2 separate regions of the Homo sapiens genome follow, and region 1 is linked to region 2. Evidence: read pairs that join two places in POLR2A ChIA-PET (ENCODE). Cell type or tissue: PC-3. All regions are shown on one strand. Each heading gives the region's core, and the rest is flanking DNA. Links, peaks and the distances in the headings are about the cores only.

Region 1 (5,537 bases), core at 1-5,000, 200 kb before region 2:
GCCCATGACATCCTTAACCTTGACTTTCCAACTCCACTGCCTACCAAACCCACCTTGCACCCTGGTACTCCAGCCAAATTTTTTGTTGCTTCCCAAACACACTGAGATTTTTCTCATTGCTGTGCTTCTGCTTAGGATGTTCCTCCTTTCTGGAATAGTTGATCCTCTTTTCTGGGCATGAAAAATTCTAAAACTTTCTTAAAGACACAGCTTAAATGTCACCATGAAGCCTTCCTGAAATTCTTCATAGAAGGAACTCTCTCTCCTCTAATAAGCACGTTAATAGTACTTTTATATACCTTTTCTGTCGCAATTATTACAACATAGAAGAATAACTTCTATGTTAGCTTCCCCACTAAACTGTGAGCTTCTTCAGAAAAAAGGAGTTTTATACATACCATTATATCTCTATATGTACCATTATCTTACACATTATTTGGTACATTTTAGGCACAAGTCATTTTTTTTGAATGAATGGTCAAATAACTTATAGCAGATATTCTTTAAGCACTTATTATGTACTAAGCACTTTACATGGACTATTTTGTTTAATTCTCTCCAGAGTCCAATGAGGTAGATACTGTTACTGCAACTTCCCCATGAGGAAACTAAGGCTTAGAGATATGAGTCACACTCAAAGGTCACACAGAAAATAGTGGCGGGACCAGGATTTGACCCAGGACATCTGACTTCGGCTCCTATATTTATACTAAACTGCCTCCCTGCATTGAAAATCTCCTTTTGCTCCAGATATTCAGTGAATCCTTTCTGGCTGTCTGGAATTAGGGATCTACACAGCCAGCTCTTTTTCTGGAAGCCATCTGGGTATCCCATGGAAATTCAACCCACAATCTTAGTTATGCCTTTTGAACTTGGAAAGAAGACCTGCCTAACCCCATCTCAGAAATATTTGGATGTAGGGGAAAAAGGATTCCTCATCCCCAGGATGAAACCCTTTGGGAGAGCTCATTTCTGTCCTTCCAGGGTGGAGCTTTAAGATTTAAAGAGCAAGGCTTAATTAGAGTATTTCCTGGCTGAGTAAATATTAAACTTAAACTCAGCTCTGCCTTTGGCTAGCGAGTCTCAGTTTGAGGCTTGGCTTCCATGTTTCCTCCTGAGTTCCTCATAGAGGAATAGGGGTGGGGAATGAAGTCAAGGAAAGACTGTGGTCTAGGGAACAGAGCGACCTAAGGAGTGCTGATGAGGCAGAGACTGAGTTAACCTGTGCTGCAGATCTGTTACTAAACCCCAAACACACAGTTACTCTTTCCAACAGGTTAAATATTAATCTGTGTCACTGTTCCTTCCGTTGGTCATTAATTAGACTTTTTTTAATACAGTAATTCTGAGATCCACCTGCTAGAAAGGCTACCTTGGGCAAAGCAAGGGCTTTTCCACATTCTAAGAGGCCAGATCCATGGTAGTCACAAAGGAAGGACTCCATACTTCTATGAGGGGATGAAACGTCACTAGAATTAATCCTGTTTTTCTCATTTTAACTGGAACACTGCCCAGAGGACCAAAATAAAAAGTGCAACCTGGATACCAACCCAGTCCATTGCCCTTAGCTCCCACAAAGCAGTCAGACTTTCCAGGGACCTGTACAGTGGGGACTGGGGGCAGGACGAGCTAACCAGGCACTTTATCGGTGTTGCTGTTTTGTAAGAGCTGTTGTATGAACTGATTTGGATCAGCTGTGGGTTCTAAAAGGGTAGAAGCTGTGAAAAGTAGAGAGTAGGAGACTGAACTCACGGACACCATCCCAGGCACAGCTGGTCAAGGAGATTGGCACCTACAGCACTTAGCAGAGAGTGAGCCATCCAACCAGTGTCTATCCACTCTTCTAGGAATGGAACCCTAGTTTTACCCTAGTGAACCACCTTCTCCCCTTGGTTGGGACCATCAATCAAGGTGCCTTGCCCAGTCCCAGCTAAGCAGAAGGTCTCTGACCCAAGCGAGACTATTCAGGTATCTGAATGTTTAGCCAAGTGATAAAATGACTGTTGGAGTTGATTTGGTAAGATATCACTCATCAGTTCTGCTTAGAACACATCTTCCTCTTCCACTCAAACTTCACGATTCCCGTCTGTCCTAATTGTTCAACTTTCCTTTTGATTCTGTGAGTCACCCCACAACCATCAAGTTCATGCCTTTTATATTTGAATTAGCATTTGTTTCTGTTGCTTGACATCTGAAAACCATAACTCATATACTTTGTTGTGTTTATGAGTATGTGTTTAAATATCATCCTCCTTCTACACACACTAAATATTTTTCACTACTGTTTCCCTGCCTATAGTCCACCCATTGGACAAAGTTTGGAAAATATTTTTTTAAAATTCAGACCTAGAGAATAGATGAATATAGGGAATAATCAGTTAAACACAAATTGGTGCCAATCAATTAAGTCTGATTGCTTTCCGTTGCCAAGAGGGAATAAGAGTTTCATTTGGGCAAAAAGGAGGGAAGTCACTGAGATGCTTGGGGGCCTTGGGGAAAAGGAGCAAGCCTGGGTAGTGTCTAGATAAAGCAGCTCGTGAGCACTGCTGCCTGGAGGGGGGTCCAGGAAGAAAAAGACATGAAGAAAAGAAGGTGCAAGGCAAACGCCTTCTTTCTCCTCCTTCCTCCTCCCAGTCCCTGAGTCCTAGCAGCCAGAAATCAGGTTAGGACTATCAGGATAAGAGGGTAGCTTCAACGTAGGCTACACAAGTGTTTGTGGGAAGGCTCGGGACTCTAATGGTCACTTTAATATTGTTTCTACGGCAACATGTTTTTCTACTATCAGGAAAATAACACATCTTCTAGACCTATAATTTTCTAAATGTTCTGCACTCCTGAGATTCCACTCGTTATTTCTGGCATCACTAGTCTATCTGGAAGTCTTGGCATTCTTAACAGCCATTTGTCTGTTGTCTTCCTAAATATTAATATGAACTATTTATATATTGATATCCCTAGAAGGCAGGGATTATCAAAGCTCTGGCCAAATTTGTTTTTGGATCAAGCTGGATAAATCCCAAATCATTCTAGTTAGCAGATACTTCAACACATATAAACACACTAATTATTATATAATGATACCCAGTAAGCAAGGGAAGCTATGAGATCAGTTATAGATAAGCAAAACATACATAAAAATTTGTCCATCAAGAAATTTCTGGGCAATTTTACATTCAAATTTATATAGATTCATGTTTACATATTACTGGAGTCTCCAGCTGTGGCTTTTATTTAGTTCTGGAACACAGATAATAGTCTTAATAGGTCAATTTATGAGCTTTTCAAAGAAACAGTTTCCCAGATCAGACAATACAGATAGCTCTGTCATAGCCACCCCTCATCAGTCATCCATATGAAGATGAAAATAATGTATAGTCAGGACCAGACCTGTCCTGTTAATTAGGTTTCCTGGTTTGTCTTACAGAGTGATCTTCCCAGCATGGCTCTAGGCAATGCTACCTGGGGGTAAGGAGAACAGAAATTTCATTCCTCTCTGACTCACTCACTGCAAAGTCTTGGATAACTAACTAACTCAGGTATCCAGGGCTTTACTTACTTGAGGGATAAGATGGGGATGAGGAAATAAGAATACCAAGTACACACATAATTTGGAGGAATGAAGGAGAGATTAGTGACAATATCTGCAAAGGATTACAAGAAGCCACAAATACTCTCTTTTGGCAGAGGTATTTATAATCTTAAATGTAAATATACTTTACTTTATGTTTTATCCTTTTCTACAAAATCGTCTTTCGACAGACAATTGAGACTTTACTCAAAAGACAGATGATTGAGATTTTAACACCCACATGTTATCAATTCAAAGACACACATACTGTACCATCTCTGGAATACTCTGTCACCCAGGTTGGAGTGCAGTGGCACAATCACTGCAGCCTCGAACTCCCAGGCTCAAGTAATCCTCCCAACTGAGCCTCCCAAGTAGTTGGGACCATAGGTTCACATCACTATGTTTGGTTGCTATTTTCATTATTTTTTTGTAGAGGCAGGATCTCCCTATGTTGCCCAGGCTGGTCTCAAACTCCTGGGCTCAAAGGATCCTCCCACCTTGGCCTCCCAAAGTGCTCAGATTATAGGCTTGAACCACCACACCAAACCCATGTCTTAAAATTGTTATTTTCACATTACTGAACTAGGGATGCACTTTACAATTCATGGGGGATTTTTTTGGTTTTTTGGGTTTTTTTTTTTTTTTTGAGACTGAGTTTCGTTCTTGTTGCCCAGGCTGGAGTGCAATGGTGCAGTCTTGGCTCACTGCAACCTTCACTTCCTGGGTCCAAGCGATTTTCCTGCCTCAGCCTCCTGAGTAGCTGGGATTACAGGCATCCGCCACCATGCCCAGCTAATTTTTGTATTAAGACATCTTAAATTTAATGACAAACAGCATTTCTTCCTTCACATACAGACTTACCTCCTTTGGCCAACTGGTTTACAGAAGGGATTGTGATGACTACTGACTTTGGAGCCCTGAATGTTTGCAAAAGGTTGACACACTTAGAGGCAATGGCAGCACCCCCAAATCAGCAAGGCAGACCCATTTCAAACACAGTTTGATTCGTGTTCTGATAGGGGGACACACAGGATTCTATGAGACCACCTAGTTCAGATGTGGGGTGGGGAAGGGTGGTCAGGAAGACCTCTGGGAGGAAGTGATATCTTAACTGACACTGAAAGAAAGGGTTGATATTATCTAGCACAATACTACCCAAAGTGTCTTTGAAATCTATTTGAAGCCACCTTTGCAATGATTATGACAGTGAGAGAAATCCAGCATAGCTGACTCAATCTTGCTGCTAGCCTCAAGGGCTGGCTCTCCTTGTTCATTCCTGGGCATAGGCTAAGCTAGCCATGGGAAGAATTTAGTTTATAGTTTAACTTTGAAGAAAGGATGATAATAGTCCCTCCCTAAAACTGACTTCCTCCTTGTTTAGGGACTGAAACCACCTTTGTAGGAGTAATGAAAGGCCACAAGATTAGGCTAATGAGAGATGCCTGAATTATGCTAAAATATAGGCATAGTTAAACAATAACCAACCATTGTTTCCCAGCTTGCTTTTCTATAATCCCTTACTGCTCAGGAGTCACGTGGCCAGAATTCACAAGATTTGTGACTTCCCCCATTGCCTCTATAGATAACATCACTATTGTAGAACCTAAGATTGGTCTTTTGAGATGTTTTTCAGATTTTTGCTTTTTTGTGACTGACTGACTTTACCTGGACCTGAGACTGATAACTAAATTTTTCCCATGGTCCTGTGGCTCCCACCCAGAAGCTAATTCAGCATACAAGGACCATTTTCCACGCTCATAATTTCATCCCCAATCAGTGAGCAGAACCCATTCCCCAGCCCTCTGTCTACCAAATTATTCATAAAAATCCTAGCCTCTGAGTTCCCAGGGAGGCTGATTGAGTAATAAGCTCCCAACTTTCCAGCTGGCTAGCTTTGAATTTATTACATTCTTTCTTTACTGCAATACTTCTGTCTCAGTGAATTGGCTTTTCTGTGCAGCAGGCA
Region 2 (6,340 bases), core at 748-5,747:
GATTGGGGGAAGGGTGTTTTGTTATGTTTTGTTTTGTTTTGTTTTGTTTTGTTTTGTTTTAGAGAAGGGGTCTCACTATTTTGGACTCAAATTCCTGGGCTCAAGTAATCCTCCAGCCTCAGCTTCCCCAGTAGCTGGGACTACAGGCACAAGCTGCCATGTCTGGCTCTATTTGAAAAGACAATTTTTTTTTAATGTGAAAGCATCCCCAGAAGTCAAACAGCAACACAGGAAATAAATGAATGACTTTTTTAAAAAGTTAGCAATTTAATTGTGAAACTAAGTCCAAGTCTCCACAGCAGATATTGAACCAGACAGGTTCACTGTTTCAACAAACATATTGAGTACCTGCTATGGGCCAAGAATACAGCACCTGCTGAGCCTCGCTTGGGGGAGGTAGGATGGTCCAGTATGGAAGAGACAAAGCTTATCTATCCCAGCACCTCCAAGAGCATCCAGGGCTCCAGTGAGGGAACAATGGTTAGTGACGCATGCAGCAAAAATGAAGGACCCCCTTTTCACTTAGATGACCAGAGATACCATCATGGGGGTATCAGAGCTGTGTTTAGAAGGACAAGAATTTTGGCCAGGCGTTGTGGCTCACACCTATAATCCCAGCACTTTGGGAGGGCAAGGCAGGCGAATCACCTGACATCAGGAGTTCAAGACCAGCCTGGCCAACATGGTGAAACCCCATCTCTACAAAAATAACCAAAAAAAAAATTAGCCAGGCGTGATGGTGGGTGCCTGTAATCCCAGCTACTGGGGAGACTGAGGCAGCAGAATCGCTTGAACCCAGGATGCGGAGGTTGTAGTGAGCTGAGATCGTGCCACTGCACTCCAGCCTGGGCGACAGAGTAAGACTCTGGCTCAAAAAAAAAAAAAAAAAAAAAAGAAGGACAAGAATTTCAATAAGCAAAGCCATGAGGAGAAAGCAACGCAGAGAGAGGAATCTGAGGAAAACCAAGAGAAATGAGACAGTTTCTGGTGTTTTTACCTAGGTCATCTCAACTCTAGATGACATCCGGCCACTAGACTCCAGGAGCTGGGGCATCTTTCCTTTGGCCTGAAAGCTGAAGGGAGTGAAGCAAGGACAGGCATGGGAGGGACTATTCGGAGGCAGAGGTCAGAGAGAAGGAAGAATTGTGGATGCCTTCTTGACACATTGGCCTTAGGGCTGCCCTGTCAGCCCATCCCAGTCACTGTCTCTCTAACCTGCTGGCTTTTTCAGACAGTCTTGGGGATTATTAGGTGACAAGAAGCAGGTACTTGGGGGAATTACATCGGATATGAGCATTTTCAAACTAAATGTCAGTTAGTTCCCCTGTCATCACCATAGTCCAGAAATCTGTGCTGATATTTGCAAACAGATAAAGGACACCAGGGGCCAGGCACAGTGGCCCACACCTGTAATCCCAGCACTTTGGGAGGCCAAGGCATGAGGATAACTTGAGGCCAAGAGTTCAAGACCAGCCTGGCCAACATGGTGAAACTATTTCTCTAAATAATCCATCCTACTCCCTTCCCTGCTTCACTCCCTTCAGCTTTCAGGCCAAAGGAAAGATGCCCCAGCTCCTGGAGTCTCCTGGCTGGATGTCAGCTAGAGTTGAGATGACCTAGGTAAAAAGACCAGAAAGCTGTCTCATTTCTCTTGGTTTTCCTCAGATTCCTCTCTCTGCATTGCTCTCTCCTTACGGTTTTGCTTATTGAAATAAAGACTTGAAATAAGACTGTCTGGAAAGGCAGCCTCTACAAAAATTACAAAAAGCTGGGCACGGTGGCACATGCCTGTAACCCCAGCTACTCAGGAGGCTGAGGCACAAGAATCACTTGAACCCAGGAGGCAGAAGTTGCACATTCAGCAGAGATCATACCACTGCACCACTGCACCACTGCACTCCAGCCTGGGCGAAACAGTGAGACTCTGTCTCAGATAAATAAATTAATAAAATAAAATAAAATAAAAAGTAACACCAGGGAGCCAACTCGCAGAGCTGAAGAACAGAAGCTGCCGCTGTCATCTTGTAAAATTAGCATAGGTACCCTCGTGTGTGGCCACAAGCTAGAGAGGAGGTCATTACACCTTGCAATTTTCTCAGACACTTGCCAAACCACCCAACAATGAGCCACCTTCCTGGTTAACCACAGGGAGGGCTGAGGGTGGGGCAGTCACAGGATCAGACTCTGGCTCTAACTCAGCCTTGGGGAAATGTTGCTCCTTCTGGGAAATCCCTCATGGCTGCATCTGCTGCATCTACCATCAATGGGCAATGCCTGGCCCAACTCAGAGCCACAGGTCCTCTGGTCATGCCAGGTTTGCTGCAGAGAGGAGAGAAGAAAAAGGAGGAATGCATTGTAAAGTGCCTTAAAGTTCTCTGATGAGGAGTGATTTACATAAATCTGGTCACATCCACACTATAGAACATTGTGTGCTAAAAAAAATGAAGGCACTCTACTGTGCTGACAAGGGAGGTCACCTCCATAATATGGTACTAGGTGAAAAAGGCAAAGTGCACAGCAGACATAAGAGAATGAGCCCATAGGTTTATGTAAAGTATACATATATTCTTGCAAATACATAGGACGTTTCTGGAATGCTATATTAAATAGAAGTAACTGTCTTATTCCTGGGGATGGGGGGGATAGAGGGAGTTTCATTTTCACTTTTTGCCCTTTTGTACTACTTGCATAATTTTTAAAAATAGTTAAGACCTTTTCTAAATTATATGATGAATGAGGCCAAGAAAAACTATTATAAATATGTCTCTATGCTAACAGAAGCTAAAAATAAAAATCATCTTCTTACTTCTATCTCTCTAGCCTAATACACATTTCTATATTAATACCACATCTTGGCAGGCATATTAGGTGCTGCTTCTACACAATAGGGATTAAGCTTTATGGTGAAAAAAAAATTAAAGGTGAGCAGATGTACAAGTTTGATTTATGGAGGCAGACAAAAACGTGTATAAACATTGAATAAATAGAGAGCTGATACACTATATTCCACCCAAAAGCCTTTATAGTGGACCTTTATTGGTCTGGCCTGGTCAGCATCCCTTCCCTCTTTGTCTAGAAACAACAGAAGTACCCTCATCTGACTCCATAGGATCCTGGAGGGGTTGTCTATCATGGTACCCCAAATCTGCCTCTGTCAAAGAGATGGGCCCACACACTGGCTGGCCCACTAGAGCACCCCGTTCTCCAAGCCACGGTTATTCATTGAGGAATAGGCAAGTGTCCTAAGCTGGACCAATCCAAATCTTCCCTAAGATCTGACACATGGGCACTAAAAGGGAAATGTTGCCTCTCTTCCTCTAGGATGTTGAGCTATACAGATCATGAAGGCTTGAATAAAGCCAGGCAGAGGTAAACAGAGTTGAAAAATGGAGGGCGAGGGATAGAGCTGATAACATCACCTGAATTCCTGACTCAGCCATGTTTGAAGCCATAATCACCCACTTGGATTTCTCATTTGTATGAGTCAATAAATTCCCCTTTGTGGCTTAAACTGGATTTTGCTGGTTTTCTTTCCCTTGCAACCTAAAGGGTCCTAGCTAATTAGTATCACCATTTTCTCACTGGAGGCTTAAAAACCCATTCCATGATTGTGAATATCAGCCTCATTTAAGATCCAAAATTAAAGTTTATATTTTAATATTCCAAATATTAGTTTAAAGTAGGATATCCTATTTGTTCTTCAGGAAAAGGAGGCACAAGGAATTTGTTATATGGAATTTCCCCCAAGGTCATACAATTCATCCGAAGCCAAGTCCAGAATAAAAATAATTTCCTAAACCTTTTCTTCTAAAAAAGAAATGCTTTATTCTATGTCAAAGTAAAGTCAAGAGTTATCTGCAAAATCTGCTAGGGGAAGTAAAAGGGAGATGAACTTGTGCTGATGATGTCAGTCCAAGAGAGAACAACAATCAAAACAAATCAACTTCAAATTCCTCAAATTTCCAACCAGCTGAGCTTTATCAAACTAACCTTGCTGAGTTCTTGTCCAAAAAAAACACGAAAATTAGCCACCATGGTGGCTTGCGCCTGTAGCCCCAGCTACTTGGGAGGCTGAGGGGAGAGGATCATTAGAGCCCAGGAGGTCGAGGCTGCAGTGAGCCATGACTATGCCACTACACTCCAACCTGGGTGACAGAATGAGACCCTATAGAAAAAAAAAGATTCTTGCAACTGTGTGTCTATTCTATATAACGTCTAGAATCCAAGTGTTTTTAACTATACTTATCTTCTAGACAATTAGATAAATGACTCTAAAGCTCTCATAATGTTTGTCTGAAGCATTATTTTATACTGTAAGTGAAAGGCCTCATAAAGGGAATTCACAGTCTTACAACTCAATAGCAGAAAAACAAATAACCTAATTTAAAAATGGGCAAAGGACCTGAACAGACATTTCTCCAAAGAAGACATAAAAATGGCCAACAGATATATGGGAAGGTGATCAACATCACCAGTCATCAGGGAAATGCAAGTTAAAACCACTATGAGATATTGTCTCACTTCTGTTAGAATGGCTATTATCAAAAAGTCAAGGCCAAGTGAGGTGGCTAATGCCTATAATCCCAGCACTTTGGGAGGCTGAGACACGGTGGATCACTTGAGGCCAGGAGTTCAAGGCCAGCCTGTCCTATATGGCAAAATCTCGTCTCTACCAAAAATATAAAAATTAGCCAGCTGTGGTAGCCCATGCCTGTAATCCCAGCTACTCAGGAGGCTGAAGCAGGAGAATTGCTTGAACCTGTGAGGCGGAGGTTGGAGTGAGCCGAGATTGTGCCACTGCACTCCAGCCTGGGTGACAGAGTAAGGCCCTGTCTCAAAAAAAAAAAAAGGGCAAGAGATAAAAAATTCTGGCAAGGGTGTGGAGAAAAGGGAACCTTAGTACACTGATGGTGGAGATATAGATTGGTACAGTCATTATGGAAAACAGTATGGAGATTCCTAAAAAAAATTAGAAATAGAACTATCATATGACCCTGTAATCCCTCTTTTGGATATATACCCAAAGGAGATGAAATCACCACCACATAAATATATTTGCACTCCTACATTCATTGCAGCATCATTCACAATAGCCAAAATATGGAAACAACCTTAGCATCCACTGACTGATGAATGGATAAAGAAAATGTGGTATGTATACATAATGGAATATTATTCAGCCTTAAAAAAGGAGATCCTGCCATTTGTCACAATATGGATGGACCTGGAGGACCTTATGCTAAGTAAAATAAGCCAGACACAGAAAGAAAAATATTGCATGCTCTCACTTATATGTAGAATCTAGGAAAAAAAAAAAAAGGTCAACTATACAGAGATAGAGAATAAAACAGTGGCTACCATGCATGTTGGGTGGGATGGGGTGAAATGGGGTAGGTCAAAGGATAAAAAGTAGCAGATATGCTCACAGCCTGTAATCTCAGCATTTTGGGAGGCCAAGGTGGGAGGACCACTTAAGCCCAGTAGTTCAAGACATAGCGAGACCCAATCTCTACAAAAAATATAAAAATTAGCCATGTGTGGCAGCACACACCTGTAGTCTCAGCTACTCAGGAGGCTAAGGTGGGAGGATTGCTTGAGCACAGAAGTCAAGGCTACAGTGAGCCATATTAACACTACTGCACTGCACCCTGAGCTACAGAGCAAGGCCCTCTCTCAAAAAAAAAAAAAAGTAGCAGATTTAGTGAATGAACAAGTCTAGAAATCTAAAATACAACATGAGGATTATAGGTATTAAAATTGTATTGTATTAGAAATTTTTGTCAAATAAGTAAATTTTAGCTATTGTCACCAAAAAAGTAACTATGTGAAGTAATAGATACATTAATCTGCTTCACTATAGTAACTGTTTTACTATCTACAGGTATCCCATAACATCATGTGGTAAACCTCAAATACACACAATACTGTTTATTGAAAAAATAAAAATAAAATTTTAAAGAGTTAAAAAGAAAAACATCGAGTTAACAAAAAGTTCTGTTTTCTCAATGACAAATAGAATAAAAGTCTGATGAGTATCTAAGGCAAAAACTCAGTGTAAAATTAAACTCCTTGTAGCAGAATGGTAGACAAGAAACGAAATTCTTAAAGGAATTTTTTCAGTGCAAATGGTAGAACTAGAAAGGGAAGAACTCTGTATGTGGAGTTGAGATTTCCTCTGCAGCTGGGTATGTGGCACAGCCAGCTTTCTAAGAAGTGTGTCCCTATTCAGAAATTCTACAATCACAGCTAGTAATGGCCAATTCACCTTAAAAGTTGGCAGTAAAGAAAAAATGTGCAATTAGATAATGGGTAACAAAAAAAAATCCAATATGGGCCAAGT

The links. ChIA-PET counts read pairs that join two places held together with the same protein. Peaks named below come from ENCODE experiments on the same cell type or tissue, not always from the same donor. Only the 100,000 strongest peaks of a DNase experiment are listed, where the experiment ranks them.
Region 1: POLR2A ChIA-PET joins it to region 2 with 5 read pairs; 4 of 35 experiments call an interaction of 5 or more read pairs at or near these places.

What each region holds. Positions count from the first base shown.
Region 1 is chr2:172,370,536-172,376,072 of GRCh38, reverse strand. No RefSeq gene overlaps it. Among named protein-coding and RNA genes, the nearest start is that of ITGA6, 54 kb to the left of the region's middle. In PC-3, for the core only: no CTCF peak of the experiment used is centred there; no DNase peak of the experiment used is centred there.
Region 2 is chr2:172,175,336-172,181,675 of GRCh38, reverse strand. No RefSeq gene overlaps it. Among named protein-coding and RNA genes, the nearest start is that of DLX2-DT, 76 kb to the right of the region's middle. In PC-3, for the core only: no CTCF peak of the experiment used is centred there; DNase peaks (open chromatin) are centred at 2,135 and 3,445; H3K27ac peaks cover 688 bases.